Linked DNA regions of Homo sapiens: region 1 is linked to region 2. Evidence: read pairs that join two places in POLR2A ChIA-PET (ENCODE). Cell type or tissue: GM12878. All regions are shown on one strand. Each heading gives the region's core, and the rest is flanking DNA. Links, peaks and the distances in the headings are about the cores only.

Region 1 (15,716 bases), core at 3,150-11,149, 69 kb after region 2:
GTTACTACGTTCCCTTTCAGCCTTTACTGCTGCCCCCTCCTCTCTTTCTGTGCAAAGAAAATACTGTCACATTTATTTTAGTCAAAGTCAAGTTCTTACAGTGCCTGCTGCTGCACACTAAGAAGCAGGGCCTGGAAGGAAGCTGACAGGTGATCTGTTGATTTGTACCTTTCACACAGCATGGGTAATGCAAATTGCCTGCTTCTGTTTTCCCACACTGCTGGAGTCGCAGCTTACACATTTTTCAGAATTTACTGTTGTTTCAAAAAGCTGATGCCTACACTCTATTCCCCAAAAGAATGTACAAGTAAGATTCCTAGTTAAAAAAAAAAAAAAAAGATCCTTAAAGTTTAGATTGGCATCTGTTTCATGTGGGTGCTAGTTTTCAAATCCTAGCAAAAATATTGTTTTTTTTCTCCCTCTTCACTGAACTAAAAGAGTTTAAGAATTTTAAGTGTTTTAAGCTGTACTTCTTTTTTCAGTAGACAGAAATCTATTCCATAAAAGAAACACTTACGGTTCTGCAAATTTTGAAAAAGTCAATAAATTTTGAACCTAACTTACACGTGAAATTCTGTAGCTTTGCCTAATAAAGTCATATTCATTCATTTGATATATATTGAGCACCTGCTTTGTGCAAGGCGTCATGAGAGGCGGGGAGTTACAAGCTCAATCAAAGGTCATGTCTTTATGGAGATAATGGGTATGAGAATCAACATAATATGAGGGCAAAAGGGCTAAGGGACTTAAAGATTTAAAACAACAACAAAATTAAAATCTAAAAGAGTTGTGGAAACTCAGAGTAAACCATTCCTTCCCAGGTGGGGAATCTGACACAGCTTCATGGGAGAGTTGTGGAAACTCAGAGTGAACCATTTCTTCCCAGGTGGGGAATCTGACACAGCTTCATGGGAGAGGTGACATTTTGGCCTTTTACAACAGGCAGAAAAATGTAAATGTGAAAGTGGGTGGAGGTGCACTCTGGGGGAGGAAAGTTGAAGAATTAAAGAGGTAGGAGAAGAACAGGCATAGGATGAGCAAGCCAGAGAATCTGAAGAGGGCATGAGGGTAAAAGGTGAGTTGAGAACAACGTCCAGGCAAGTACACATATCCTCGGGAAAACTTTGTTCTAACAATAGGGAGCCAGGCAAAGGAGTAACCACGAAAACAAACAAAAGGCAGTTCAAAGTTTGAAGAAATCTCAAAAGGTCATAGAATGGCATAGCCTCTCTTACTTGGCCACCACAGAACAGATTTGCTCAGATTAAAGAATTCTCTCCATTCTCCCAACAAAACATCCTGGCTGATGCCAGAGCACATGAGCAGGGGAGGGACAAAGTGGGTGGGCATTAGTGCCACTCTCTCTGGCTTCCCTTAGGTGAGTTTCATGCTTACGGAGATTTGGCTGTGCTTGTTCCCACACCATTTACATCACTTAGACTTGTTATTGGAATTACAGAATTTGGTGAAATATTAATGACAAGTGATCAGAAAAATAATTGTTACTGTAAGAACTAAGTTGAATGTTTTGCAAATAATTGGTAACAAGGAGTCACTTAAAAATTGCTATTGAATCTGGTGTGGCAAGTCAACTACAAAATAAAGTAAAAAATGGTAGAAATCTGGAAGAATTCTTAAAGGAAAGAAAAAGATCTGGAAGAGGTTAGTTTGGGTTGCTTTAATATGTGCCTTAGTATTTGCTCCACTTTCAGAAACTGAAACTGGAAATTGTCCAAATGCATTAGGTGTGATTTATGATAAAAAAAAAACAGTATTAACACCAATAAGGGAACTATACTCTAAAAATGCCTCAGCCCTTAATCAAAAGTTTGTGGAATGAATATATATTTACATACATAAAATATATATATTTAGATACATATATATGTATGTAATATATATGTAGATACATATATGTAATATATATTTACATACATAAAATAAAATGTTAAAGGTACATATTTAAAATGTTGCAATTAATTTTATTTTTCAATTAGCCAGTTTTAAATTACTGTCTGTGAAAATGCTGGCAATCTGTTCACATCAACCATTCTATTTCCCAGCCTCATTTCTCCCTGAGGAGAAGGTGGATCCTGACAGCTGATGGCTGCATTTCATAGGCATAAACTCCACAGAAGGCATTTGGCTTTACACTGGAAAGGCATCTGACTTCTTTCTCTGACACTAATATTTTTAGCTCTGAATGCAGCTAGAACTAATCACAAAGTCTAAATGCAGACTGAATAAATTCAATAAGCATCTAATCTTATTTACTTGGGAAGATAATCCTTTTTTTTTTTTTACCCCTAATTACATCAGTTTTCTCTCAAATCAAGAACATTGGTGGACACTGGTGGTTGCTGAACCAAACACCACCTCCCCTTCTCTATTAGCAGTGGCCTGTGCTACTGGATCTGGCAATGTGCCCAAATGAGGGACAACAATTCTTGGCCTCTCTTGAAGCTTTGAGTGACCATGTGCTGTTCTGTCTGAGATGTGAGCTCTAGTTATTGGACCTGTCTTTTGGGAAGGCTCCTTAAAGGGAAACACAGCTGAGGAAGTCCTTTTCCAGCCTTTCTCCTTCCTGATGTCCATGAGGTAACTTCCTAAAGGAAACGTGCAAAGACAGAGAGAGCAGAAAAGCAGGCAGTTGAGTCCCTGAGGACACTGTTAGCTATAGACTGCCCATGTGTGCATTTCCTGGGATGCAAACAACAACAACAAAAAACAATAAAAATAAAAAGAAACTCCTCTCTTAGTGAAGCCATTATTATTTTGGAGTTTCTCCTCAGTGAAATGTGGCTATTCCTAGCAGATACAGAATATAACTTTAAACCAGGTATTATACCCATAAACTGATTCTTTGCAATCTGATCTTTATGAATATGACCAGAAAACAATTAAAAACAGTAAGTTCCCATTTTATAATCTGTTTACTTCCATGGTAAGCCAAAGAAAGAATGTTCCAATAAACTGTTTGAAGAAACAATGATTTCAGAATTTACACAGAACTGCAAGCAATCTGCTACCAGACTACCAAGTATCGCTGCCCAGAAGAACCCAAGTGGGTGCAGATACTCCAAAGGCACAAGCATTGGCAGAGGCCAAAGTGAGGTAAGGATGCCACTGAAAAGTAGAAATGTGTCAAAGAACATTACCTTGGAGTCTGTACTAAAACACTTTTTTTTTTTTTTAGCTTTCACGCAAAATTAGTTAAAAAGAAATTTATTGAATGTTACCATATGGGTATTTTGTAAAACATGGATTTAAAGATTTTTTTCTGAAGCAGATTCCTCCAATGTGGAAGGAGCAAACAAAATGCAAAAACGAACGTTGTTGGAAACATTTAAAGTAGGATCACACTGAGCTCCTTCTGTGTTGCTGCCAAACCTCAGACTCCCGGGGTCTTGGCATAGCCTTTCGTACATCTGAGCCTTGAGGCCCGGCGAAGTCCCACACAGCCCTAGGTGCGGGACTTGAGTTGTATAAGGAAACTTGAGTTGTAAAAGAATTTCCTAAGAGAAATTTTAAGTTAGGAAGAATAAACTCTACGTTCCCCAAAACTAAGTTTCCTAATTGACCAAAGCAATAGCATTTTATCATCCATGCCCCTTAGTCTTTGGATAATGATCAATGGGAAGAAAAAAAAAATAGCTACTCCCAAATTGAAGGATTTTTTTTTTAAGCTAAGATTTTGTTTTGGTTACTAAGGTTATAATTTTTTAATCTTCCATTTACACAAGTCAGATGGAAAAAGAGCAAAATTTTGCCAACTGACACTCAATCAAGACAACATGACAAGCAGAACAAAATGTGCACACCCCAGGTGTATATAATGCCTGTATGCAGTGCTTTGTGAGACTCGGGTTCTCAATGGTGCCTTGCCAAGTGTCTGGGCAATCAGTCATCCCAGGACTGTGGACATGCACTCCACCAAGAACCAACAATCCTTTTGGGATGCTGGAACCTTAGTTGTCACAGCCCAACTCACTTTCCAGCACATCCCCTCCCAGAGGGGAGGAAAGTTTGCAAGGACACAAAAGATTTGAAGTTTTTGCTTAAACAGATGTTTTTGAGAATTTTGTAAGAATAAAAAATCACTGATAACATCTAAGGGATAACTATGTACCAGGCTAAGCACTCAGTCCTCTCACCAACTGCACAAGGTAGGTGTCCTCAACCCCAGTTAGCTTGAGCCTGTCCCAGGTTTCCAACAATTGCAGTGGTGAGGCCAGGGTTAATTCCTGGTCCACAGGACTCAAGAGCCCTCTACTCTTAACCGCTCTATTATGCTCTCTCATTCACTGAGATAACTGCAAGCAGATCTTAATGCAGAAGCGGGGATGCCAGTCATTACTCTTACCCATCACTCTGGCAAATCCGAGGAACATCACGGGTCAAGAAGCAGACCTGGGGCTCTGGCAACCTCAAGAAATGGGGAATACACAAGGTGCAGCCCCAAAGACTGATGATGCAAAATGACACGGATGAAGAGTCCATTTAACACTACAAAGGAAAATTGGTGATCTGGAGTTAAATAGGCAAAATTCTGTTTTGTTTTTTTTTTTTTTTTGCTCCATTATTTATAGAACACCAAAAAAAGAGGTACATTCAGCTATTCATTTCTGTAAGTGTTTTTAGGAAGAGTGGCAAAAGGGTCTAGCCAGGTCTGCTAACACCACTTTCCTACTAGCTTCCTGTTTTCAAAACTAATGGCTGCCTCCTCCCTCAAACTGCTCAAGTCTTAAGCCCAGAAGCCTCAGTATCAATGTCTGCACTTCATGTGTGACGTGGCACTACCTTTTTGTGCTTCCATAGCGCACATACACTAACTCAGCCCACCAAAAATGCTAGGATATGGAGAAATTGGACACCATGAAGTATGAACTAGTCCCCTGCACCTATTTCCTGGATCCTTGCTTAAACTTGGGCAGGTGTGAAAGAAAAAATACTTGGTTCACATTCAAGAGACCCAGATTCAAGTCCTGATTTCATCAGGCAGCAGTTAAGTGATATGAAATAATTTTCGTGTTCTAGGCAGTTTTCTGTAATCATGGGGATTAATCAGTGGTTCTCAAACTGTGGTGAGCAGAACCTGGAGAGCTTGCTAAAAATTCTCCTAGACACAAGTCTGCCTCATTGAGCCCAGGAATCTGCATTTCAGTGCACACACCTGAGGATTCTGATGCTGGTCCGCAAGGGAGAGGCAGGGCAGCTGCTACAGCAGTGGGCCAGTCACCTCAAGGCTCCTGCTGAGACGTCTTCCCCACTGGCTGACGGTGCATAATCCCAGGAGACCCAGTTGCAAGGACTGTCCCCCAGGATCTGGACCACAGCGTGCACCCGAGCTTCACATTCCTGGACACCAAGAGAGGCAAACGCAAGTTCCCCTAAAGCCATGGCCCCTCTCCTTTCTCCAAGGTCTGCAGTCCTCCTGGGCTTTGGCAGGTAACATTTCTGGGTGGTTCTGACTACTAGGCTACAAATCTCCCTCTGGTACTACTGTGAACTGCTAGGGAAAATGATCAGTTACAACAATTCTTCCTGGTTCCAAGAAGATGAGGTAGTGCCTACTCTGATATGTGAATCAGTCAATCAATGAACCATAATATAATTTCCCTGAAGAGAACAAATTTTTGTTGAAAAATGGTGTTTATCTATAAGATTCAAACACAAAAAGAGATATTTCAGTGGGGGTGGTAGAGGGGCAGAATAAATGGTTTATAAAGAAAAGTGGTTTATAAAGAAAAGCAAACTTCTTCGCAGTTATCCTGGGTTCCAACCTCCACTTCACTGATAACCAGCCACAGTCAATGAGCACATTACTTAACCGCTCTGCGCCTCCGCTTATTCACCTGGAACACAAAGACATTAGTAGTATTTTAGAAAAAGATAGATTAAATGATAAAAGTTCCGAGAATAATAGCTGGGACATAGAAGGAGGAGTTATAAAGGAGTTATGAAGGGAGTTAGAAATTCATTTCATTTATTTATCAGTGAGGGCTGATTAGAGAATTCCAGAAAAATGGCAAAAAATATAAGATATCGGGAGAAAAGGGAAAAATAATTCCCAAGATTCCTGCTCTCAGAATTGACGAGTTTTCCGCTACACATTAACTTGGGCAGCTCAGAAACTTCTGAGCTTCCTAGATTTATTTTTCAGATCTCGAATCAATTAATTCTCAGACATTACAAACTTAACTGTTACTATTTCTGTATTTAACATAAATTTTGTCATACTTCCAGCTTAAATAACATCATTGCTTATTTTATTGCTGTTAGCAATTTAACAGCACTTAAAATGATATTTTTCTTTCAGTTTTTCTGAAAACATTATCCTAAATGAATATATATGTATACATGTATATGACATATATGTATATACAAACATATATATATTAATACTTCACCTTTTATTTCTCTTACACACAATTTTCTCACTTTCAAAAGTGTTGGGAAAGTTGCTGAAAGTGATTAGTACTTGATTTTGGTTTAAGTGCGGAATTCAAAACTACAGGTTAAGTAAGATTATGTAATAGAGTATAGAGCTTGTTCCTCCTGCATTTTTTTTTTTTTTTTTTTTTTTTGAGACAGAGTCTTGCTTTGTCACCCACGCTGGAATGCAGTGGCATGATCTCAGCTCACTGCAACCTCCCTGCCTCCCAGGTTGAAGAGATTCTCGTGCCTCAGCCACTGGAGTAGCTGAGATTATAGACGCTCAAGACCAGGAATGGCTAATTTTTGTATTTTTAGGAGAGATGGGATTTCACCAAGTTGCCCAAGCTGGTCTCAAACTCCTGGCCTCAAGTGATCCACCTACCTCGGTCTCCCAAAGAGCTGAAAGTATAAGCATGAGCCACCAAGCCCGGCCATCTTCTGCATTTTTCAGTCTTACTCTATTCTTCATGATGTTTTGGGCTGAGCTAAATTTGAACCCAGGCTTATACAGCCCCAACTCTATTTCTTTCTTCTTTATTACACAGCCTTGCAGAAGACAACGGTGAAGATTATACATGTAATGATTTAAGAGTCATCTAGGAAGAAGATAACATCACTAAAACTTGCCTAAGAAAGCTACTTACAAATCATGTACATTTACTTCCACACAGCCCTTTACAAATAATGCACACTTACTTCTACATAGCCCTTTTCCAGTGTGGATGCTCTGGATAACAGAAAGTTTTGAAAATAAGGATTTGCACTGACAGAGCCAAATTTTACATCAGTTAAAATTTAAAAAAAGAGAGAAACAACCAGGACACAGTGTCTTATTTCAACTCCTAAAATTAATATTCATGAGACTGATAAAAGTCTGTAAGCAGCAATTATTAGTCAATTTTTAGTTTCTAAAAATATTGTTTTATTAAATAACTGTTAAATAGGATTTTTACAAAATAAATGGCATAGAAAAGGGTAAAAATGTTTATGTTCCCAGAACTTTCTATGCCTTTTCAACAGAAAGGAAAAGGCACAGAAAGTTGTCAGCTGCTATTACTTCTGGAGAGCTGCCACAACTGGACGGTGTTGGAGTATCACCAGTTCTCTCTCTCATGGGAAAGAAGGGGATCAACACTTTGTAGAGAGGTAGCACGTCTTCAGGTAACAGCTGCTACACACAGCTGGCTTCAACTTTAGCTCCCCTGTTGATGACTGTCAGCTTCAAGGTGTAGCATCCCATGGCACTCAGGAAGAATTAAGGAGCTGCACGAGGTTTTCAAGACATTTCAAATAATAGGCATTTAGAGGGTTTGCTTCTGAGTTTGGGAAAGCTGAGATAGAAAAATAAGAGTACAGAAATACTAGTTTATGAAACTTGGTACTATACTTAGGAGGCACACACATAAACAAATACATATGAACAGGATTTATATATAATTTAAAGCTCTAAGTTCTTGATGTAATAGCATTCCAGAATATTTTGCATTTTTTAAAAAATAAACAAGTTACAAAATCAATATTTTTTTAAATTAACAGCTTACCCAGAGTATTTTTTAAAAAGTACCCCCCATAATGGATACCATTAACTATAATTCCAAATGAATGCCATTAATCTTTTTTTATGTACCATCCTTCCTAAAGCATAATCTTTAACTTCACTAGCTCCAGAAATTCATGGTCGCAGCTAAAACAAACTAAAACCTCCCCTGCTTAAAAAAAAAAATCAGACTATAAAAACACAAATAACCAACAGATATATTACAGTACAGGAAAGACACAATTCAGTGTTTTAGCATAAAAAATGTTCAGAGAATAACGCTCACTGAAATTTGGTGTCACTAAAAATGAATAATGTGCTTTGAAAAGAAAACCGTCTCTAGTATTGTGACCACATCACAGGGAAACGTGGATATAAGGGTAACAGGATCAATTCTTGGAAGACTGTCCTCCAGCTCCCTGATGTTAGATCCAGGTTTTCTGCTCACAGTTAATTCTAATTGGGCCAGTTCTTATCACTAAGAACATACTTCAGCACAGTGGTCACTGTTGGCAAAGAAAATTTAGTACAAAAATAAGACGAAGATCACAGATGCATTTTTAGAAGCAATCACATCTTAAACCTTCATCTATCTATTTTATTATTTTAAAAAATGATATAATTAAAGCACATACTGAATATTGGCACATTTTACAATGCCATTTTGCTGTGGCCTGTCCAAATATCTCATTAATCAGAAAATCCACTTAATAGCTTCTGAGTTTAACTATAATCTCTTTCTTATTGCAACTTACTTTTCTTTGCTAAGGAGTATGCTTCATCCACTCTTCTTTTTACTGATGGGCTTTTCAAAGCTGTTTTTGCCTAGAACAATCCATTAATTAGGTTTCTTGCCATGTGTTATGGATCATGATAGCAAAACACTAATTCTGCCCATTGCTAACTACAGTATTAAACAGAATATTATGAAATATAATAATATAACTAGAGAGTTCCATCTTAGCATAATACATCCTATTGAGCCAATCCCCTTGCACATTCTGAAGTCTTGCCCATATCCTCTTATCTAACTTGATTCTTTCTCTATTCCCATTTTCTTTCTTCCCTTCTCTTTTACTCCTTCTCCCCTAATCTCAATTTGCTATTTTAAACTAGTCATCCTTGGTTTCAGTTTTTCATACTCCCTCAAACCTCAGATTTCTGATCACATATACCAAATATTAGCAGTTGGTCAACAAATATTTACAGAGTGACTACAAAGTGCCAAATCCTGTGCTAAGCTCTGGGGATACCCAGGTGAGAAAGAAAACAACACCCTCTTGTCCTTGTGTACGTGACTCTGGCCAGCAGGGAGAAAACTAGCCCCGGCAGAGACAGTCAGCTGAGAGAACACCATTCTAGGATGGCTGTCTATCCTAACACTGTCACTTGGCTACTACTTAATCACTAGATACTTATGGGTATTTCTCTTGGGAACAACATGTCTGCAATAAAGTGGAAGTCCAAAGGCCAGAGAAAGAGTAGAACACAAATCTCCACGTTGCCTGCCCTTTTCTCAGAGCAGGCTTTGGGCTGCAGTCGTACAAGAACTGAGCTAGATAAAGGGGAATTGTACAATTGGATAAAACTTTTGTTACTCAGTTTTACTTTAAGATGTGTTTTCCCTTGATACGTCTTTTAGAAGAAACAATCTATACTAAAATTGCAATAATAAAGTAAATCAATTTAAATTAAGAGGAAAAAGTCAGTTCAGAGATTCTCTTCTAAACTGAGACATTCTGTTGAAATGATTAAATAAAAAGATTTCAACTGATGGTTTACTAATTGTATGAATCAGCAAAGGGAACATGGATCTTTGATTTTGTCTTTTTTCTTTTGCTGTAACTCTTGACACCTTTGGATGTATCCTAAGAGTTTATACCTGGGTTATACCTTGTTGTTTGCTCCCCAGGTGTAACAATGATTTTTAAAACTGACCTTCTGATAATTGTAAATCAGAGCCCAAAGGGCAGCTGCTCCAATCCTCTGAGCATTTTGATTCTCACTTTCCAGACAGGCAGCAAGCACAGTAATGACTTTTTCTAAAAATGAACATATATTTTTTAAAAGTTCAGTCCCAGACACTGCATTGTATTCTTATCTTGGACTAGTCAGACACCCCCCTCTTTTCCCATTAGAATGCATACATAAAGTTGGTATCACTAGACTATGGCAAAACCAATCTTTTATGCCATGTGGTATATGGGAGGACAACCTCAAAACATTGTTTTCATGTCAGGCATAGAAGGGTCAAAGACACTGAAGCTGCTTCATTTTTTGGCCAGAATTCAAGAAAAGGCACATTCATTTAAAGACCACAAGTGTGTAAAAATAAGTATACAATTAGGTACATTAATGAGTTACTCAATTACAGCTAACATTCTGGCAGGCAGAAAAACAGATCTGCTTTCATGATAAATTATAAAGACTATCATACAAACACATCAGTAGCATGAGCTACTATACAAAAACGATCATCAAATATCACACTGCTTGATGTTTTTTAAAAATGACTAGGGTGGCTGGCAAGATGGCTCAATAGGAAGCTCCGGTCTGCAGCTTCCAGTGAGATCAATGCAGAAGGCGGGTGATTTCTGCATTTCCAACTGAGGTACCCAGCTCATCTCACTGGAGCTGGTTAGACAACGGGTGCAGCCCATGGAGGGCGAGCCAAAGCAGGGTGGGGTGTCGCCTCACCCAGGAATCACAAGGGGTGGGGGAGCTCCCTCCCTTAGCCAAGGGAAGCTCTGAGAAACTGTGCCCTGAGGAACGGTGCATTCCGGCCCAGATACTACGCTTTTCCCATGGTCTTTGCAACCCACAGACCAGGAGATTCCCTTGGGTGCCTACACCACCAGGGCCCAGGGTTTCAAGCACAAAGCTGGGCAGCCATTTGGGCAGTCACCGAGCCAGCTGCAGGAGATTTTTCATACCTCAGTAGTGCCTGGAATGCCAGTGAGACAGAGTTGTTCAGTCCCCTGGAAAGGGGGCTGAAGCCAGGGTGCCAAGTGGCCTAGCTCAACAGATCCCATACCCATGGAGCCCAGCAAACTAAGATCCACTGGCTTAAAATTCTCACTGCCTGCACAGCAGTCTGAAGTCGACCTGGGATGCTCGAGCTTGGTGGGGAGAGGGGTGTCCACCATTAATGAGGCTTAAGTAGCCTGTTTCCCTTCACAGTGCAAACGAAGGCACTGGGAAGTTCAAACTGGGCAGAGCCCACCACAGCTCAGCAAAGACGTTGTACCCAAACTGCCTCTCTAGATTCCTCCTCTCTGGGCAGGCCATCTCTGAAAGAAAGGCAGCAGGCCCAGTCAGGGGCTTATAGATAAAACTCCCATCTCCCTGGGACAGAGCACCTGGGGGAAAGGGCGGCTGTGGGTGCAGCTTCAGCAGACTTAAATGTTCCTGCCTGCTGTCTCTGAAGAGAGCAGTGGACCTCCCAGCACAGTGCTCGAGCTCTGCTAACGGACAGACTGCCTCCTCAAGTGGGTCCCTGACGCTCGTGCCTCCTGACTGGGAGACACCTCCCAACAGGTGTTGACAGACACATCATACAGGAGAGCTCTAGCTGGCATCTGGGGGGTGCCCTCTGGGATGAAGCTTCCAGAGGAAGGAGCAGGCAGCAATCTTTGCTCTTCTGTAGCCTCTGCTGGTGATACCCAGGCAAACAGGGGCAGGAGTGGACCTCCAGCCAACTCCCAAAGACCTGCAGCAGAGAGGCCCGTTAGGAAGAAAACTAACAAACAGAAAGGAATAGCATCAACATCAACCAAAAGGACATCCACACAAAAACCCCATCCAATGGTCACCAACATCAAAAACCAAAGGTAGATAAATCCACGAAAATGAGGAAAACCCAGTGCAAAAAGGATGAAAATTCCCAAAACCAGAATAACTCTTCTCTTCCAAAGGATCACAACTCCTCACCAGCAAGGGAACAAAATTGGATGGAGAATGAGTTTGACGAAGTGACAGAAGCAGGCTTCAGAAGGTGGGTAATAACAAACTCCTCCAAGCTAAAGAAGCATGTTCTAACCCAATGCAAGGAAGCTAAGAACCTTGATAAAAGGTTACAGGAAATGCTAACTAGAATAACCAGTTTAAAGAAGAACATAAATGACCTGATGGGAGCTGAAAAACATAGCATGAGAACTTCGTGAAGCATACACAAGTATCAATAGCGAAATCGATCAAGCAGAAGAAAGGATGTCAGAGATTGAAGATCAACTTAACGAAATAAAGCGTGAAGACAAGATTAGAGAAAAAAAAAAAAGAAAAGGAATGAACAAAGCATCCAAGAAATATGGGACTGTGTGAAAAGAAGCAACCTATGTTTGACTGGTGTACCTGAGAGTGATGGGGAAAAATGGAACCAAGTTGGAAAATACTCTTCAGGATATTAAATGCAAGAGAACTTCCCCAACCTAGCAAGACAGGCCAACATTCAAATTCAGGAAATACAGAGAACACCACAAAGATACTCCTCGAGAAGAGCAACCCCAAGACACATAATCATCAGATTCACCAAGGTTGAAATGAAGGAAAAAATGTTAAGGGCAGCCAGAGAGAAAGGTCGGGTTACCCACCAAGGGAAGCCCATCAGGCTAACAGCAGATCTCTCTGCAGAAATCCTATAAGCCAAAAGAGACTGGGGGCCAATATTCAACATTCTTAAAGAATTTATCTTTTCTTTTTTTGTTGGGGAGGGGGATGCAGTCTTGCTCTGTCTCCCAGGTTTGGAGTGCAGTGGTGAGATCTCGGCTCACTGCAACCTCCGCCTACCAGGTTTAAGCAATTCTTCTGTCTCGGCCTCCTGAGTAGCTGGGACGACAGGTGGGCACCACCACACCTGGCTAATTTTTTTGTATTTTTATTAGAGACGGGGTTTTACCATATGGGCCAGGCTGGTCTCAGACTCTGGATCTCATGGTCCGCCCACCTTGGCCTCCCAAAAGGCTGGGATTACAGGTGAGAGCCACTGCGTATGGCCCAAGAAAATAATTTTCAACCCAGAAATTCATATCCAGCCATACTAAGCTTCATAAGTGAAAAATAAATAAAATCCTTTACAGAAAAGCAAATGCTGAGAGATTTTGTCACCAGCAGCCCTACCTTACAAGAGCTCCTGAAGGAAGCACTAAATATGGAAAGGAAAAACCTGTACCAGCCACTGCAAAAACATATCAAATTGTAAAGAACATTGACACTATGAAGAAACTGCATCAACTAATGGGCAAAACAACCAGCTAGCATCATAATGACAGGATCAAATTCACATGTAACAATATTAACCTTAAATGTAAACGGGCTAAATGCCACAATTAAAAGACACAGACTGGCAAATTGGATGAAGCGTCAAGACCCATCGGTGTGCTGTATTCAGGAGACCCATCTCGTGCAAAGACACACATAGGCTCAAAATAAAGGGATGGAGGAAGATTTACTAAGCAAATGGCAAGCAGGGGAGAAAAAAAAAGCAGAGGTGGCAATCTTAGCCTCTGATAAAAAAGACTTTAAACCAACAAAGATCAAAAAAGAAAAAGAAGGGCATTACATAATGATAAAGGGATCAATGCAACAAATAGAACTAACTATCCTAAATATATATGCACCCAATACAGGAGCACCCAGATTCATAAAGCAAGTTCTTAGAGACCTACAAAGAGACTTAGACTCGCACACAATAATCATGGGAGACTTCAACACCCCACTGTCAATATTAGACACATCAACAAGACAGAAAATTAACAAGGATATTCAGGACTTGAACTCAACTCTGAGCCAAGTGGACCTAACAGACATCTACAGAACACTCCACCCCAAATCAACAGAGTATACATTCTTCTCAGCACCACATCGCACTTATTCTAAAACTGACCACATACTTGGAAGTAAAACACTCCTCAGCAAATGCCAAAGACCTGAAATCATAACAAACAGTCTCTCACAGCACAATGCAATCAAATTAGAACTCAGGATTAAGAAACTCACTCAAAACCACACAACTACATGGAAACTGAACAACTTGCTCCTGAATGACTACTGAGTAAATAACACAATTAAGGCAGAAATAAATTAGTTCTTTGAAACCAAAGAGAGCAAAGACACAATATACCAGAATCTCTGGGACACAGCTAAAGCAGTGTTTAGAGGGAAATTTATAGCACAAAATGCTCACAGGTGAAAGGGGGAAAGATCTAAAATCAACACCCTAACATCACAATTAAAAGAACTAGAGAAGCAACAGCAAACAAATTCAAAAGCTTACAGAAGACAAGAAATAACTAAGATCAGAGCAGAACTGAAGGAGAGAGAGACACGAAAAACCCTTCAAAAAATCAATGAATCCCGGAGCTGGTTTTTGGAAAAGATTAACAAAATAGATAGACCACTAGCCTGACTAATAAAGAAGAAAAGAGAGAAGAATCAAATAGACACAATAAAAAATGATAAAGGGGAGATCAGCACTGATCCCACAGAAATCCAAACTACCATCAGAGAATATTATAAACACCTCTATGCAAATAAACTAGAAAATCTAGAAGAAATGGATGAATTCCTGGACACATACACCCTCCCAAGACTAAACTAGGAAGAAGTCGAATCCCTGAATAGATCAATAACAAGTTCTGAAATTGAGGCAGTAATTAATAGCCTACCAACCAAAAAAAGCCCGGGACCAGATGAATTCACAGCCGAATTCTACCAGGCATACAAAGTGGAGCTGGTACCATTCCTTCTGAAACTATTCCAATCAATAGAAAAAGAGGGAATCCTCTCTAACTCATTTTATGAGGCCAGCATCATCCTGATACAAAAACCTGGCAGAGACACACACAAAAAAAGGAAATTTCAGGCCAATATCCCCGATGAACATCGATGCAAAAATCCTCAATAAAATACTGGCAAACTGAATCCAGCAGCACGTCAAAAAGCTTATTCACCAAGATCAAGTCCGTTTCATCCCTGGGATGCAAGGCTGGTTCAACATACACAAATCAATAAAAGTAATCTATCACATAAACAGAGCCAACGACAAAAACCACATGATTATCTCAACAGATGCAGAAAGGCCTTCAAAAAAATTCAACACCCTTTCATGCTAAAAACTCTCAATAAACTAGGTATTGATGCAACATATCTCAAAATAATAAGAGCTATTTATGACAAACCCACAGCCAATATCACACTGAATGGGCAAAAGCTGGAAACATTCCCTTTGAAAACTGGCACAAGACAAGGATGCCATTTCTTACCACTCCTGTTCAACACAGTATTGGAACTTCTGGCCAGGGCAATCAGGCAAGATAAATAAATAAGGGTACTAAAATAGGAAAAGGTTCAAGGCAGGGTCTGTGAGTGTAGCATCTGCTCACTGGTACTGGTTAGAGGGCAGTGTCTGCTCACTGGTATTGGTTAGAGGGCAGCGTCTGCTCACTGGTGTTAGATAGAGGGTAGCGTCTGCTCCTGGTATTGGTTAGAAGGCAGCGTCTGCTCACTGGTATTGGTTACAGGGCAGCGTCTGCTCACTGGTATTGGTTAGAGGGCAGCGTCTGCTCACTGGTATTGGTTACAGGGCAGCGTCTGCTCACTGGTATTGGTTACAGGGCAGCGTCTGCTCACTGGTATTGGTTACAGGGCAGCATCTGCTCACTGGTATTGGTTACAGGGCAGCGTCTGCTCACTGGTGTTAGACAGAGGGCAGCGTCTGCTCACTGGTATTGGTTAGAGGGCAGGG
Region 2 (15,716 bases), core at 4,971-12,970:
TACCAAATATACAAAAAGTAGTCAGGTGTGAGGGCGCACAACTGCAATCCAAGCTACTCGGGAGGCTGAGGAAGGAGAATCACTGGAACCCAGGATGTGGAGGTCGCAGTGTGCCAAGATTGCGCCACTGCACTCCAGACTGGGCGACAGAGTGAGACTCCATCTCAAAACAACAATAACAACAAAGAACCACTCAGCATCAGGTCTTTGCCTACCTCTCTGCTTGTATCTATCCCATTCCCACCTCATACATTATGTTTCAGGATGATGGGCTGCTTTTCCATCCTCTTACATCTCCCGCTTTGTATTTCTTCTCGGGACCTTTGCACTTGCTATTCCTACTGCAAGGACACCCTGCCCTTTCTTTGGCTAACTCCTACTTCTTTAGTTGTCAGATGTGTTTTCCATCCAACTTGAACAATGAGGAATGACAACAGTCATCTTAAGGACTCTGAGAGTCCCCTTTATGGCATTATCCCCATGAGAGCGTTATTTCATACCATCATGTAATGTCTACTTACATATGATAGGGAGGAGGGCAGGAGCTATAATATCTCATTCATCCTAATATTTCCAGTTCCTGATGGAATGCCTGGCAAGTGGTAACAGCTAAATATGTGTTAGTTGAAATGAGTTGAAGTTTCAGACTCAACAAGATATCTAATTCTTCAGGGAACATGGAAAGGGAATTCAATGGAACCATCATGTGCTGGGCAACTTCCATGTGCCAAGTATTATATAGGATCTTTGTATATTATCTCATTAGTTCTCATGCCTCCCCTAAGGTACATATTATACATGAGTACTTTCTATACATGAGTAAACTGAAGCTCAGAAAAATGAAGAAACTTTTCAGACATCACCAGATGAGTTAGGAGCAGGACAGAACTCAAAGCTCTGTGTCAACAAATCCTTTTTTGTTTTCGTGTAATAAAGACAAGAACCAAAACAATAGATAGCAGGAATTTCTCTAAATAAAGAATTGTTAACAATGAAATTTCCCTTGAAATAATCCTGGAACTAAGCTCACTGCTATGATCTGAATGTTTCTCAAATTCATATTGAAACCTAATCCCCATTGTGGTGGTATTAAGAGATGGTGCTTTTGGGGACATCATTAAGTCTTGAGAATTCTGCTTTCATGAATGTGATTAGTGCCCTTCAGAAAGATGTTGAAGGGAGCTGCTTTGCCCCTTCCACCATATGAGGACGCAGCAAGAAGGCGCCGTCTTGGAAGCAAAGAGCAACCCCTCACTAGACAGTAAATTTGCTCGTGCTTTGGTCTTGGACTTCCTAGCCTCTAGAACGGTGAGATATACAACTCATTTATTTATAAATTACCCATCTAAGGTACTTTGTTATAGCAGCCTGAACAGACTAAGACACTACACACACACACACACACACACACAAACACACACACACACACATATACCATCTTAGCCCTTTTAAAATGTACAGTTCAGTAGCATTAAGTATATTCACATTGTTGTATACCCAATTTTCAGAACTCTTTTTATCTCACAGAATCGAAATCCTACCCATTAAACAACTCCCTGTTCTCCCATCCCCCACCCCCGACAACTACCATTCCACTTTCTGAATCAATGAATTTGACTCCTCTGTGTACCTCATATAAGTGGAATCACAAAGTATTTGTTGTCTTGTGACTGGCTTTGTTCATTTGGAATAATGTCCCCAGGGTTCACCCATGTTGCAGCATGTGTTCAAATAGTCCTCATTTTTAAGAATGAAGAATATTCCATTGTATATATTCTACATGTTACATACATTTTATATACATATACGCATAATAGATATACACTGTAGATATTCTGCATTTTGTCCATTTATTCCTCCGTAGACACTTAGGTTGCTTCTTCTTTTTAGCTGTTGTGAATAATGCTGTTATGAACATGAGTGTACTAAGTTCACATAATATGTTTACAAATAATGTGCTAATAAATATCCCTATCAAAAACTTGCAAATGACACTAAACCACTCTGAGTGGTAAAATAACAAACTAGTGGGTGAAATACTGAAGAATCTCATTAAGCTATGAAATATGCAGAAAAGCGGTAGATAAGTTTCAAACCATTTAGAAAGACAAATTCATATCCAAATACACTTCAAACCATGTTTCACATATGATGAGCTATAAACCTTTGTTCCCACCCAGGGGAATACTTTTCACTTACTCGAAAGTACTCATAGGCAGCTGTTCTATTCTACTTAATTACATATGGAATTCATACGTTTCCTATGTACAGATCAGCAATTGGTGCTGATCATTTTCTATCACTCCCCCTACTTCACCCCAACTCTTTTGCTGTTTTATTGAGCATGTCTCCTAAGGGCAAAGCTCTGTTCCCAACATTATTGGGATCATGAAGAGGGAAATGGGATGTGGCCTGCCCTCATTCAGGACAGGAGGCGGTGAGGGAGATGGCAATGGTAATCACTAGATGGAATGCAAGGAAAATAAAATATGTTCAATGAAAAGGTGGCCACAAACAACATCCGGGGGAATGCAGGAAACATGGATTCCTGTTTTAGGGGTGGGACAATGTTTCCTTAGCTGAAGAATGAGTACAGGTTGAGTATCCCTTATCCAAAATACTTGGGAACATAAGTGTTTCAGATTTGGGATTCTTTTGGATTTTGGAATATTTACATCATACCAGCTGAACATCCCAAATCCAAAAATCTGAAATCTAAAATGCTCCAATGAGCATTTCCTTTGAGCATCATGTTGGCATTCAAAGAGTTTTGGATTTTGGAGCATTTCAGATTTCAGATTTTTTGATTTGGGATATTCAGTCTGTAGTACACAGAGTGAAAGAGTAAGGGAAAGAAAAGGCACAAGCAAAAATATCTACAATTCAGAAATGCAGAGGATGCCTAGGGAATTTGCACTTAACCATGTTTGGCTGAAAAAAAGGAATGCAAAGTGACTTTGGAAGGTATGCAGGGACCAAGCCTTAGAAGACCTTGAACAGCACTTGTAAGAATCAAGATTAACCACGTAGGTGAGGGCTCCAAAGACAAATTCCCAGAGGGTCCAGGAAGATCATGGAAATGACCAGAGCCAAAGGTATTACAATAGGGAAGAGTGGGGATTGTGGGTGACTCAGGAATATATTATTTACAAAAAGGTTGCTGCTACCCAGCCTAGAAAATGCTGCCAAGCAGAAAACTTATGGCAGTATTAATAGTCCATCCAGATGTGCATATGAGTGTTTCTGATCTTCCAAAAATGTGTTGGTCAAATGAAATGGGTGTTACAGGCCACTTGTTTGCAAACTGTGGTGTGGATCGTGAGGACACCCTGGATCTAGTAACATCCCTTCCATCTTGATTTCTTCATGTACTTGTAACATCATTTTATCAAGTCACTCTCATGTGCTAGGTCCTTTTTCTCCCTATATGCTCCATAGTCTATCCTCACTTTTTAAATTTTGCTTTTTAAATTATGTATTAATAATACTATCTCCCTCACAGGGACAATGTGAGGGTTAAATGAAATAATCAATGTAAAGCCTTTAGAGCCCTGCCCAGGGCTGCCACATAATAAACATTCAACGGTTATGAATGTGAAGGAAGACTAGCCAAAGCTCTCTGTGCATACTCGTACACCCATGACTTTACCACATTTGCATCTCCAACCCAAGTTCTCTCTTGGGTTCTGATTAAAAAATCCTCCTGCCTGCTAGAGAGCTTCACTTGGATGTCTAAACCTAAACGATTCAACCCCACTCCGGAGCTTCTCATCTCATTCTCCCTGATGCAGTCAATGACAGCACCATCTACTCAGGATCCCAAGTAAAACCTGGTGCCACTCTTGAATCCCTTTTCTATTTCACACGCAACATCGAATATATTATGAAATCTGTCATTTCTCAATTTCTCTCTCTGTCTCTGTGTGTCTCTCTCTAGCCTATTGTCTGAGCTCATTCCCAGAAATATGGAAATTCCACAGGCTGCATGCCATCTCTGGAGGTGATCAAGAATGAAGGAGGTCTGGCATCTCTCCTCTGCACCATGAGCACGGGCAACTACAAACAAAATCCTACTGGGACTGGAGAAGAGTCCAAAAACTGGGGTATTTGATACATCATTCCTGGGAAGATGATGGGCTACATTATTCAGATCAGACTTTCAGGTAAAAGCATCTAGATGACAAATATTTTTTAAAAAATACAAAGAGGTAAAAGATGAGTGTTTTGAATGAAGGCTGTTGCAATATGGTTTGAGATAAATGGATATGAGGTGTCTATTTTGCAAGTCTAGACACTTAGATGTGAAAAATGAGGCAAAACAAAGCATAAAAGATGACTTCTATGTTTTTAAGATGTGGGAATATTGACTCAAATGAGAAAGACTGGGAGCAGGACAGATTTGTGAAAGGAGCAAATGTATTTGTGAAAGGAGCAAAAGCATCAAATCTCTGAGAACACAGGGACCACCGGAAAAATCCAGGTAGAAGTGAAAAACTAGAGACATAGGGACGTGGAAGCCACTTCTGCCCTGAGCACACCTGCCAGTCTAAGCAACGTGAACTCTGATTTTTGAACCTCATACAACACGAAAGAAATAGGTGTCAAAACCCAGGACCTACCTGAAGTGAGAATTAAAAAGAAGACCTTCCTCTTGTCTTGTCGAGACCTCTAAGTGATACTCCTTCATGGTAACAATGACCTGGAAATAAGCATGTGCTCACCCGCATCCCCAGGTGAATAAGGGAAAGAAAGAAAATCCTTGAGTAGTTCTAAGCACAAATCAGTCCTCATGTGGATTTATAGCCTAAATTCCCATAGTACAGGTGCTCCATAAAGCTCAGGCTGAAAGTAATCCAGGTTTCGACTCCTCTGAGAACAAAGGTCCCTTCATGTTAGACTTCAGAGAATCCCCAGAAGGCTTTATCAAGGACTATGAGCAGCACACAGTGAAAAATAACCACAAACACTGCGGCACTATTCACAGTAGCAAAGACTTGGAACCAACCCAAATGTCCAACAACGATAGACTGGATTAAGAAAATGTGGCACATATACACCATGGAATACTATGCAGCCATAAAAAATGATGAGTTCATGTCCTTTGTAGGGACATGGATGAAACTGGAAACCATCATTCTCAGCAAACTATCACAAAGACAAAAACCAAACACCGCATGTTCTCACTCATAGGTGGGAATTGAACAATGAGAACACATGGACACAGGAAGGGGAACATCACACACCAGGAACTGTTGTGGGGTGGGGAGAGGGGGGAGGGATAGCATTAGGAGATATACCTAATGCTAAATGACAAGTTAATGGGTGCAGCACACCAACATGGCACATGTATACATATGTAACAAACCTGCATGTTGTGCACATGTACCCTAAAACTTAAAGTATAATAATAATAAAATTTAAAAAAAAGAAAAGAAAGTAATGACAGGAAGAAAAAAAACTGAGCAAAGAAGAAAAAAACAGACAACAGAGATAGAACTACTTTAATATTACAGCATCAGGCATAGATTACAAAATAACTAAGTGTACTAATTCTGGGAAAGATGGAGGTGTGTGCACTGCAAAACACAAATTAAGGTAGAGAGACCGACAGAACCATGAGTGAAACTTTGACAAAGCAAGTAGGCAGGGAGCAGTGTTCCAGCAATTTCTGAGCCAAAGCTCTGGCAGTTGTAATAGTTTTTTAAAATGTAAGACCTGAATCTTCAAGAGGGGAAGAATTCAGAATAATGAAGAACACACTAGGAATAAAATTCATCTTGAATATGCCCCATCTGCTTTATCCCCACTTAAGCTGCCTTAGTTTAATTCTTTTTCATCGCTTGTCTGACTTATTCCCATCACCTCTGCATTAGTTTGCTAGGGCTGCCATAATAAAGTACCACAGACTGGATGGCTTAAACAACAGAAACTTATTTTATCGCAATTCTGCAGGCTAGAAACCCAAAATTCAGGTGCCAGCAGGGTTGATTCCTTTTGAGGCCTCTCTCCTTGGTTTCCAGATGACCCTCTGTGTCCTAATCTCCTCTTCTTATTTGGAAACCAGTCATATTGGATTAGATCCCACCCTAATAACCTCATTTTAACTTAATTACCTCTTTAAAAGCCTCATTTCCAAATAGTCACCTTCTGAGATATCAGGAGTTGCAACTTCACCAAATAAACTTGGGGACACAATTCTCCTGACTTGTCTTTCCTCTATTCTCTCTTACTTCCAATCTCTCTTCTAAACCCTGTCTGAGTGCTCTTTCTAACTGCAGACTAATCGAAATCCCTTGCCTAAAATCTAAAGTCAAAATATCTTAGAATAGTGTACATTTGTGACATGACACGACAATGTAACTAGAGGGAAGTAAAGCTCCTACTCCCAGCCCACTGCAAAGAAAATGCATCTAAGTAAGCATGTGGGTTTGCTGTGAACATGCAGTTCCAAATCAAGTGTTCTGAATGCCCCCTCTTCTAAGCAAAAATCTGGAGCTCCTGCTGATCACACATCAAATTTCTTTATCACCACTATCCACCCCTCCAAGTTCACCACCTGGCACCACTACCCACTTAAATTAGCTTTTACTCAGGCTTTATGATCCATCCTGCAATTCCCAAGCACACCAGCCTCATTTTGCTTTTGCGCCATTAGCATGATTTCCCTCCAGCAGGAATGCCATCCAGCTAACAGCATGACCACGCTTCAGTCCGTTCTCATCTTCCCTCATGAGTAAGCTCTCGTGTCTTCTGATCTCTGAAGTTCCTTGAATGACCCCTTCCCTCACTCCACAACCCTCCTTCCCACATGCACACACATACACTGTCACGACCCACTCCTAGCTCCACCAATTCCCGTCCTCTGCACACAAACAATGTAAGCATCAAGTCACACAGAGCCTTGAGCTTGAGATGAGGGACTGGGACATTTCTCCTGTATGCCTCCAACCTCACACAGGCCCAGCATATGACAGACATTCAATAAACATTTATAGAATTAAAGAGCGGGGAAATGGGAAGGAGAAACTTGCAGCAGGGGAGCTTTCCTGGTGTGTAATTTGGAAAGACTGCTCTGGTGGGCTGCACCGTGGGGGCAGTGTCCTCCCTCACTGCAGGGCCACAGGCCTCCCACTTTCTTGCCTGTTTTCGTGTCTCCTATCTGCCTGCTTTTGTGCCTCCTATCTTTCTGCCTTCCTACCTCTACATCATCCTCCGTGCTGTTGGTAGGGTCATGGCTCCCAATCATGGCCAACATGAGACTTTCACTATTTGAAAACTTTACTAACAACCAAATGAAGTCCAAAATCTGGACCTTCCACCCTCCGACCTTCCCCTAAGCCTCTGGCCAAATTTGTTTTTCATGTGCCTCAAACACAAAGAGCATCTCCCTGGTATGCGATGTTTCTTGTGATGCACTTTCCTGTTTGAACTTCCTCCCTCTTCCTGCCAGCCCTTGTCTCCATTCATCCAAATTACACCTATATTTCCAGGCCATGGTTTCCCCAAACCAGAAGTAACCTCTGTCACCTCCAACTCCCCAAACCTTGCTTTAAGCTACTTTCCAAATTCCACCTTGCATTACAGTCACTTGGCCCAAACGTTTTACATGGCGTATAGGCATACATTCTTTCTTTTCCTCACAGCAAACAATAATATCTATTCAACAGATTTAGGTAAGATTTACAGGGATTTTTTAATTACTGTTATCATCCTTCATCCAATAAAGCAGATTCAATTACCTCTGTGTCATTTGAGCAACAACAAGGTTTAGCCATTTTCCCTTTAGTTCAATTCTGCTATTTTCACTGAAAACAGAATAATCAGACCATGTTAAGAATGAAAATTCAAACACTGTGTCAGCACAAAGAAACACAATGTGAGTAGTTGAAAATATTTTCATCTTATTAAATGTTTGCTCTTTCCAGAAACATTTATAGGATTTAAAGAGAATAAAAGGAAGAAGTTACAAGCCCTATGTTAAGTATTCTTTATTTCACTTAAATGAGCAACTATGTTTCTTAAAAGATAATAAAGAGGTATTTTGAGAAATCTGATGTCAGGAGTTAATGGGACTTTACAAAGGATCTCTTTTGGAGACATATACTAACATTACCAATACAACAACTGAATTCTTTGGCTGTTTCTCACATGAAAAAGGTATACATTCAACTAGAGCTTCCAGTTTGCAAAGAGAAATAAATGTATCCTATTAGTGAAATGAATTAGGTAAATGACTTAAAATTTGCTATAGTCTCGGGTTCTTTATATATCATGAAGGAAATGATCCTGTCCACACAGAGGATACACACACACACACACACACACACACACACACGCACGCACACCCCTTCACTAAGCAATTCTGGAAATATCGGTGTTGGTAGCATATAGAATTTTATGTAGCTGGCCAAGAATTGGAACAAGTATGTTCTTAAGAGCCTGTCTGCTAAAATGAGAATGTTAAGTTTCTTAGGATTCTGCTCATTAAATGGTGCAGCTAAATGCTCCCAGAATTAATGCCCAGATTTTATTCTGTTTGGCCACGGTCACCACTGTGTGCAGATATGATGCACATAGCTATTTACAACACTAGTAAGTATGAATATTGTGTTTTACACCTCCATCCTTGGAAGTCTTCTTATATCAGTATTCTATGAAACATGGCTCTTTCTCTCGAGGCAGATTACAAAGAAGATTTTTTTAAAGTGTAAGTTGGTTAAATAGCTGAAGTCAGGAAAAATTTTCTCACATTAAGAGTTATTGGATTGTGAATAATCTCTCAAGGGAAGTGCCAGAAGCCCCATCAACTGAGTTATTTAATTAAAACTGCTCAGGAGTAAGTAGAAGAGATGTTGCCTGAGGGAATAATTTCACACTGATCCCTGAAGGATTGACTTGATGGTCTTGAAATTCTTAACAGTTTCAAAATCTTAAATGTCTTCAGAAATAGTCTCCTACCATTTTCTCCACGGAAAGAAAAAGCCATTCTGCCTGCAACCTCCTCTCCCTATAAAACCAAACAAAAACAAAAACCAGCAACAAAAACCATAACTTAGAAACCAGATCTTTTTATCGACGCTACCTAAACCATCACAGGACAGCATTAACTCAAAGATAAAGCCACAGAGGAGCTCCAAGCATCAGTAAAAACTGAGAGCTTTACCAGCTAAGAGCTTTTGGACTTTCTTCAGTTACTTATTTTCTTTTTGTTTGCTTTTGAATATCTCAAATCTCACATTTTTTATTTTACAAAATGCAATTTATAATGTTACTTTCAGTTAATAATGTGATCTGTTAAGAGGTAAATTCCTATAAGGCCTTTTTGAAGGTCACTCACACCTACTCACTAATCCTATAAGGAAGTTTCCCAGAGCAAGTGCTGGAGAACAATGCCCACTATCTGCAGCTCTCAACCTTTGAAGTGAGGAATTTTTTAAAAGATCACAGAAGCCGAGATGGTCTGAGGAGGAGTCTCAACGTGTGTGGGCTGAACATGTTCCACAGTTATTTGACAGGCATTGAAGGCTATAGGACACCAGCTCTTACTCATGTGTGAGGCCACAGTCCCCACGCTGCATTGGCACCCACACACCACCAACACCCATTCTGAAGAGGAAATGTATTCCTCATGTTGTGGTTGGCAGCCGCCTTCAGTGCTGGGTAAACAGCTGTTGTGGTAAAGGTGTGAGTTGTCTTGATCACTGAGAGTTGAAGGAGGAAAAACCAAGAACTGTGTAGTTTCCAGCTATACTCACAGAATGTTCTGAGGTCACAGGAGAATCAGTGTCCGAAGCTTCAGCTGTAGCCCATTCTCTATCAATTCAGCCAAGCATACCCCTACTCTACAATCATCTTGAAAATATAAATACCTACAATAAGAAGGGTACAGTTTCAAGTTTACATAGGTAGTATAAATAAACAAAATGGCTGCACACAAAGATGGCAGCCAATTCCACTCCCTGCTCTGGCTCGCCTGACTGCATTTGACAACAAGCCCAAAGTAAAAGTTTCCTCTGGATTTTGCTACAGCTCAGAAGTGTCAAAGACTGGGGTGTCTCACGGGGCATAAAGGAGGTGAAGGAGGTAGAGAGAAACCCAGGCATCGAGACAGACGGACAATCTCAATCCCCAAAAATCCAAGCCTGTACCCGTGCCTGTACGTGAATTCCACTGTATCAGCCATTCGATTATTGAATTCAATTGTGTATATAAATTTAGTATTATCTGGCTTTAGAGAGTTTTTAAACTTTCTCTTTTTTTTTGATTTTTGATTACAGAGCTTTGCCTGAAAGCCTGAGGGTTGATTCCCACAGTGACATGTGTTCTTGTGCCTGTTCCTTCCTGGGCTTAGCACAGGGAAAGCACGTGGATAAAAACAACCTTGGCACACGTTCTGGTAACCATCCACTTTCAGTTTCCCATTTACTTCACCCTTGAGAAGTGCAGTGACCATAACCTTGCTTTCTGTGAGTCTTAAAATGTTTTTTATCGTCTGCCTTCTTTATATACTATTTTATTTCATTACGGAGTGAGATTTTTAAGCCTTTAAAATGTTTCTGCTTCATCCCTTGTGGATTCCTTATAGGTACCATTTAGTATTTTTTTCTTTAAATGAAAAACTGCTAAAATGTAACATTTTTTAGTCTTGTGTGTGTGCATGCATACACACACACATGGATATATAAAACCTTTATGACTTATTTCTAATCTCACCAGAATGGGCCTGAAGAGAGAGCTTATGGCTTCATTCTCTAATCAGTTGACTTGGAATGACTTTTTTTCTTATTTCTCCATCTGACTTAAGAAAATTAAAAGTGATAGAGATACATATGATAGACAAAACTGAAAAAGGTCTACACAAGGACTAAGGAAGCTAGCAGGAATTGGTGACCCTTATAACAGGAGAATAAGAAAGACTCTTTCTCTGTGGCCTTCTTAACCTTGTTTGAAATTTCCTTTGACAGGCAATAGCCTTTCAGACCAAATCTCCTCCTCCATCACTTTCACCTGTCATTAATAGATATGATAGTGTCATTTTCGTATGTTTTCTTCCTTCCTTCTGAATTTGGGATAGGCAAAACAAAAGCCGAAATGAAAGTGTGCAAATACCGTAAGATAGGTTGTAAAATACAATTGCATAGTGCATCTGGCTTCCCTTGCCTTTTGAAGCAGCAATTCAACATGTCAACCAAGCCATGAATTGTAAACCGGAATAAATTGCTTTAATTTGTTGATCAATTCTATGTGTTGGTTCAATTTTAGAGGTTTTTGGTGTTTTGTTGTTGGGGTCCTTTTGAACAATGAAAATTATCTTCCAAAGTAGGTTACACTGGAGCCTACTATCTAGAAAATAGCTGTCTATTTTCTAGATAATTTTCTAAAGCAATTCTCCTGGAATAGTGCCTATTAATCTCAACATCCAAATTTTCTGGGTTGGCAGTTCAAATTCCACTTTTTCAGGGACTCTGCCCTGAATTTCCTAGGTAAAATAAAATTATATCCTCTAGACTACAATGCGACTTATTTTTTTGCCTCAAATAATAATTTGTGATATAAACTTTTCTCTCTCCCAATATTCTACATCCTATTTAGAGCTAAGATCTATGTCTTTCTATCTTCCAAACCACTGAACATTACATTGTACATTGTAGATTCTCAGGAAAGACTTGATGAGTGAATTAATGGATAAGTGGGTTCAGCTCCTGCAAATCAGCACACCCATTTATAAAAGCCAGATTTGAGACACTTCCCTCTCCCCAGCTTTAAATCAAATTTAAAGGCTGAGATTATACCCCAGCATTAGAAAAATGTTGGCCATGCTGCCCTCAACTAATATATAGGCCAGCATGATCTTTAGAATCCCTTTCATCATAGGATTCCTCAGAACTGCCATCAATTCTGGAGCCCTTAATATTAAAGGAATCTCTTTAGTGCCACTAACCAGCAGATATATACAAGAATGAAAGAAAACTTTGGCTGCTATGTCAGCTGCTGGGAACCTGGACAGAGAACACTTGTCCCTGAAGGGTGTAGAGATAAGAGCCTTCTAAGAATGAGCATGGATGGCATATAAGGAGCCTCATCCCACCTGGGAGAGAATGAGACTCTTAAAGGGAAACAGTGAGGAACATCTCTGTGCCCAGTTTGAGATAAATGGACTGGAATATGGGAGATCACAGAGTCAGCAAACATACAATACAGCCAACACAAAGTACCTGCATGTGTGGAGCAAGAAAATCTAACCCTCTACTATAAATATGAGTTCTATGTGTCTTCTGCTCTCACATCAATAATTCACCTGTTCACTTTCCTCTCCCTCCCAACTCTCCCCCTCTTTTCTCTATGCCCTCTACATTCTTTAACATGAACACCTTCTTTAACACACTACAATGTGACCATCCTCCAAGCCACAAGCTATGACCTTAGACTTCTGCCCCCATCCATTGGTACTTTCTTAGTTAACCCCATCCATCCACATGTGCTGGATGATCATTCAGATGACTTCAAATTGGATATTTTCAATCCTGGTTTGTTGTTCCATAATTTCAATTGTCAGCTGGTCAAAGGCTACTTTACAATTTAATACACCTGAAACAGACTTAATTCCACTCTTGCTAGCCAAGTTGGTCTCTTAATTTCACATCTTTTTCACTAAAATCATCATTTTTTAGTCCTTGGATCATAAAAATTTGAAACCATTGCTGAAACTTACCTCTACCTGGCCCCCAGGCCATATCAGAATGAAGATTTCATCCTTACCTTAGAGCTTTCAACTGCTCAAAAATTGCAATCACATCTCTTTTCACCATTAGAAATCAGTAGATTTGGCCAGGCAAGGTGGCCTATGCCTGTAATTCCAGCACTTTGGGAGGCCAAGGTGGGGTGGATCACCTGAGGTCAGGAGTTTGAGATCAGCCTGGCCAACATGGCAAAACCCCCATCTCTACAAAAATACAAAAATTAGCTGGGTGTGATGATGCAGGCCTGTAATCCCAGCTACTCAGGAGGCTGAGGCAGGAGAACCACTTGAACCCAGGAGGCAGAGGTTGCAATGAGCTGAGATCATGCCACTGCACTCCAGCCTGGGCAACAGAGTGAGACTCTGTCTCAAAAAAGGAAAAGAAAAAGAAATCAGTAGATTTGAAAGAAATCTTCTAAAACATTTTGAGACAAATGCAAAATAAAACACCTGTATAAGGAAAACACCCTGACTATGAGCCTTAAAGACCCTTTCAGCCCTTCCTGATTCTATTCTATCCCCCACCTACCATGTTTCTGAACTTTGCTTTTCTTTATAGTTTTACCACGTTTGTATCTATAAATAACGTATTGTTTAATTATGCATATTTCTAAAACCTTTAAAGAAAAGGAACCCTAGTTTACCTATTTTTTTTGGTAACTTGCTCTTTTCTTTCAACACAAAGTTCATGAGCTTCATCCATGTCGGTGAGCAAGTGATAATTCACTCATTTTAGTGATGTAGAGTATCCTAATGTGTGAATAGACCTCAGTGTGCTTTTCGGTTCTACTGTTGATGGGTATTTGGGTTGTTACCAATTTTTTGCTATTGCAATCACTGTTGCTATAAATATTGTCAGGAATTTTCCCTATAATGAGAGAACTCTTGGATACCAAACAGAGTAGAATTATTGGATCATAGGATTTGGGGTTTTTAACTAGCTAATGCCATATCATTTTCCAAAACAGGTATGATGGTTAATTTTACGTGTCAATTTGAAGGGTGTTTTGGGATGAGATTAACATTTAAATTGGTGAATTTTGAATAAGCAGTTTGCCTCCATAATGTAGGTGAGCCTAATTCAACAAAAAGACCAGCCTCCCCAAGCAAGAGGGATTCTGCAGCAGATGACCTGGGCTTCACCTGTACCATCGGCTCTCCTGGGTCTGCAGCCTGCAAGCCCACACTGCAAATTTGGGCTTATCAGTCTCCATGATCATATGATATAATTTGGCCGTGTGCCCACCCAAATCTCATCTTGAGTTGTAGTTCCCATAACCCTCACGTGTCGTGGGAGAGACCAGGTGGAGATAACTGAATCATGGGGGTGGTTTCCCCCATCCTGTTCTCATGATAGTGAGTTAGTTCTCATGAGATCTGATGGTTTTATAAGGGGCTTCCCCTGCTCTGGGCACTCACTCTTCTTCTCCCTGCTACCATGTGAAGGACATATTTGCTTCCCCTTCCACCATGATTGTAAGTTTCCTGAGGCCTCCCCACCCATACTGAACTGAGAATCAATTAAACCTCTTTCCTTTATAAATTACCCTGTCTCAGGTATGTCTTTATTAGCAGCATGAAAACTGAGTAATACAGTAAATGAGTACAGCAGAGAGTGGAGGGTTGCTGTAAAGATATCCACAAGTGTGAAAGCAACTTTGGAACTGGGTAACAGGTAGAGGTTGGAACAGTTTTGAGGGCTCAGAAGAAGACAGGAAAATGTGGGAAATTTGGGAACTTCCTAGAAATTTGTTGAATGACATTGACCAAAATGCTGACAGTGATATAAACAATGAAGTCCAGGCTGAGGTGGTCTCAGATGGAGATGAGGAACTTTTTGGGAAATGGAGTAAAGGTCACTCTTGCTATGCAAAGAGTTTGGTGGCATTTTGCCCCTGCCCCAGAGATCTGTGGAACTTTGAACTTGAGAGAGATAATTTAGGGTATCTGGCAGAAGAAACTTCTAAGGGGCAAAGCATTCAAGAGGAAGCAGAGCATAAAAAATTTGGAAAATTTGCAGCCTGATGATGCGACAGAAAAGAAAAACATTTTCTGGGAAGAAATTCCAGCCAGCTGCAGAAATTTGCATAAGTAATGAGGAGCCAAATGTAAATCACCAAGACAATGGGGAAAATGTCTCCAAGGCATGTCAGAGACCTTCATGGCAGCCCCTTCCATCATAAGCCTAGGAGGGAAAAGTGATTTCCTGGGCCAAGCCTAAGACCCCCTGCTCTATGCAGCCTCGGGACTGCATATGGTGCCCTATGTCCCAGCCACGGCTAAAAGGGGCCAACATACAGCTCAGGCTGTTGCTTCAGAGGGTGCAAGCCCCAAGCCTTGACAGCTTACACGTGGTGTTGGGCCTGCGGGTGCACAGAAGTCAAGAACTGTGGTTTGAGAACCTCTGCCTAGACTTCAGAAAATGTACAGAAACACCTGGGTGTCCATTCAGAAGTTGCTGCAAGGGCAGAGCCCTCATGGAAGACCTCTGCTAGGGCACTGCAGCAGGGAAATGTGGGGTTGGAGCCCCCACACAGAATCCCCACTGGGGCACTGTCTAGTAGAGCTGTGAGAAGAGGGCCACCATCCTTCAGACCCCACAATCTGAATCTGATCCACAGACGGCTTGCACCATGCAACTGGAGAAGCCACAGACACTCAACACCAGCCTGTGAAAGCAGCCAAGAGGGGAGGCTGTACCCTGCATAGCCAGAGGGGTGGAGCTGCCCAAGACCATGGGTGCCCACCTCTTGCATCAGCATGCCCAGGATGTGGGACATGGAGTCAAAGGAGATCATTTTTGGAACTTGAAGTTTTAATGACTGCCCTACAGGATTTCAGACTTGCATGGAGCTAGTAGCCCCTTTGTTTTGGCCAATTTCTCTCATTTAGAATTGGTGTATTTATCCAATGCCTGTACCCCTCTTTTATCTAGGAAGTAACTAACTTGCTTTTGATTTTACAGGCTCATAGGCGG

Evidence for each region. ChIA-PET counts read pairs that join two places held together with the same protein. Peaks named below come from ENCODE experiments on the same cell type or tissue, not always from the same donor. Only the 100,000 strongest peaks of a DNase experiment are listed, where the experiment ranks them.
Region 1: POLR2A ChIA-PET joins it to region 2 with 5 read pairs; 4 of 35 experiments call an interaction of 5 or more read pairs at or near these places.

Annotation. Positions count from the first base shown.
Region 1 is chr18:69,996,468-70,012,183 of GRCh38, forward strand. RTTN (rotatin) reads right to left here. Exons shown (of 49, transcript NM_173630.4): 47 at 9,914-10,017; 48 at 8,731-8,800; 49 at 6,564-7,769. The coding sequence ends at 7,684. Among named protein-coding and RNA genes, the nearest start is that of CD226, 56 kb to the left of the region's middle. In GM12878, for the core only: no CTCF peak of the experiment used is centred there; no DNase peak of the experiment used is centred there.
Region 2 is chr18:69,925,977-69,941,692 of GRCh38, forward strand. The region is part of intron 2 of CD226 (CD226 molecule); the gene reads right to left. Among named protein-coding and RNA genes, the nearest start is that of CD226, 14 kb to the right of the region's middle. RefSeq lists enhancers at 9,196-10,395, 9,782-10,001, 13,846-14,185. In GM12878, for the core only: no CTCF peak of the experiment used is centred there; a DNase peak (open chromatin) is centred at 9,635; H3K4me3 peaks cover 698 bases; H3K27ac peaks cover 3,642 bases.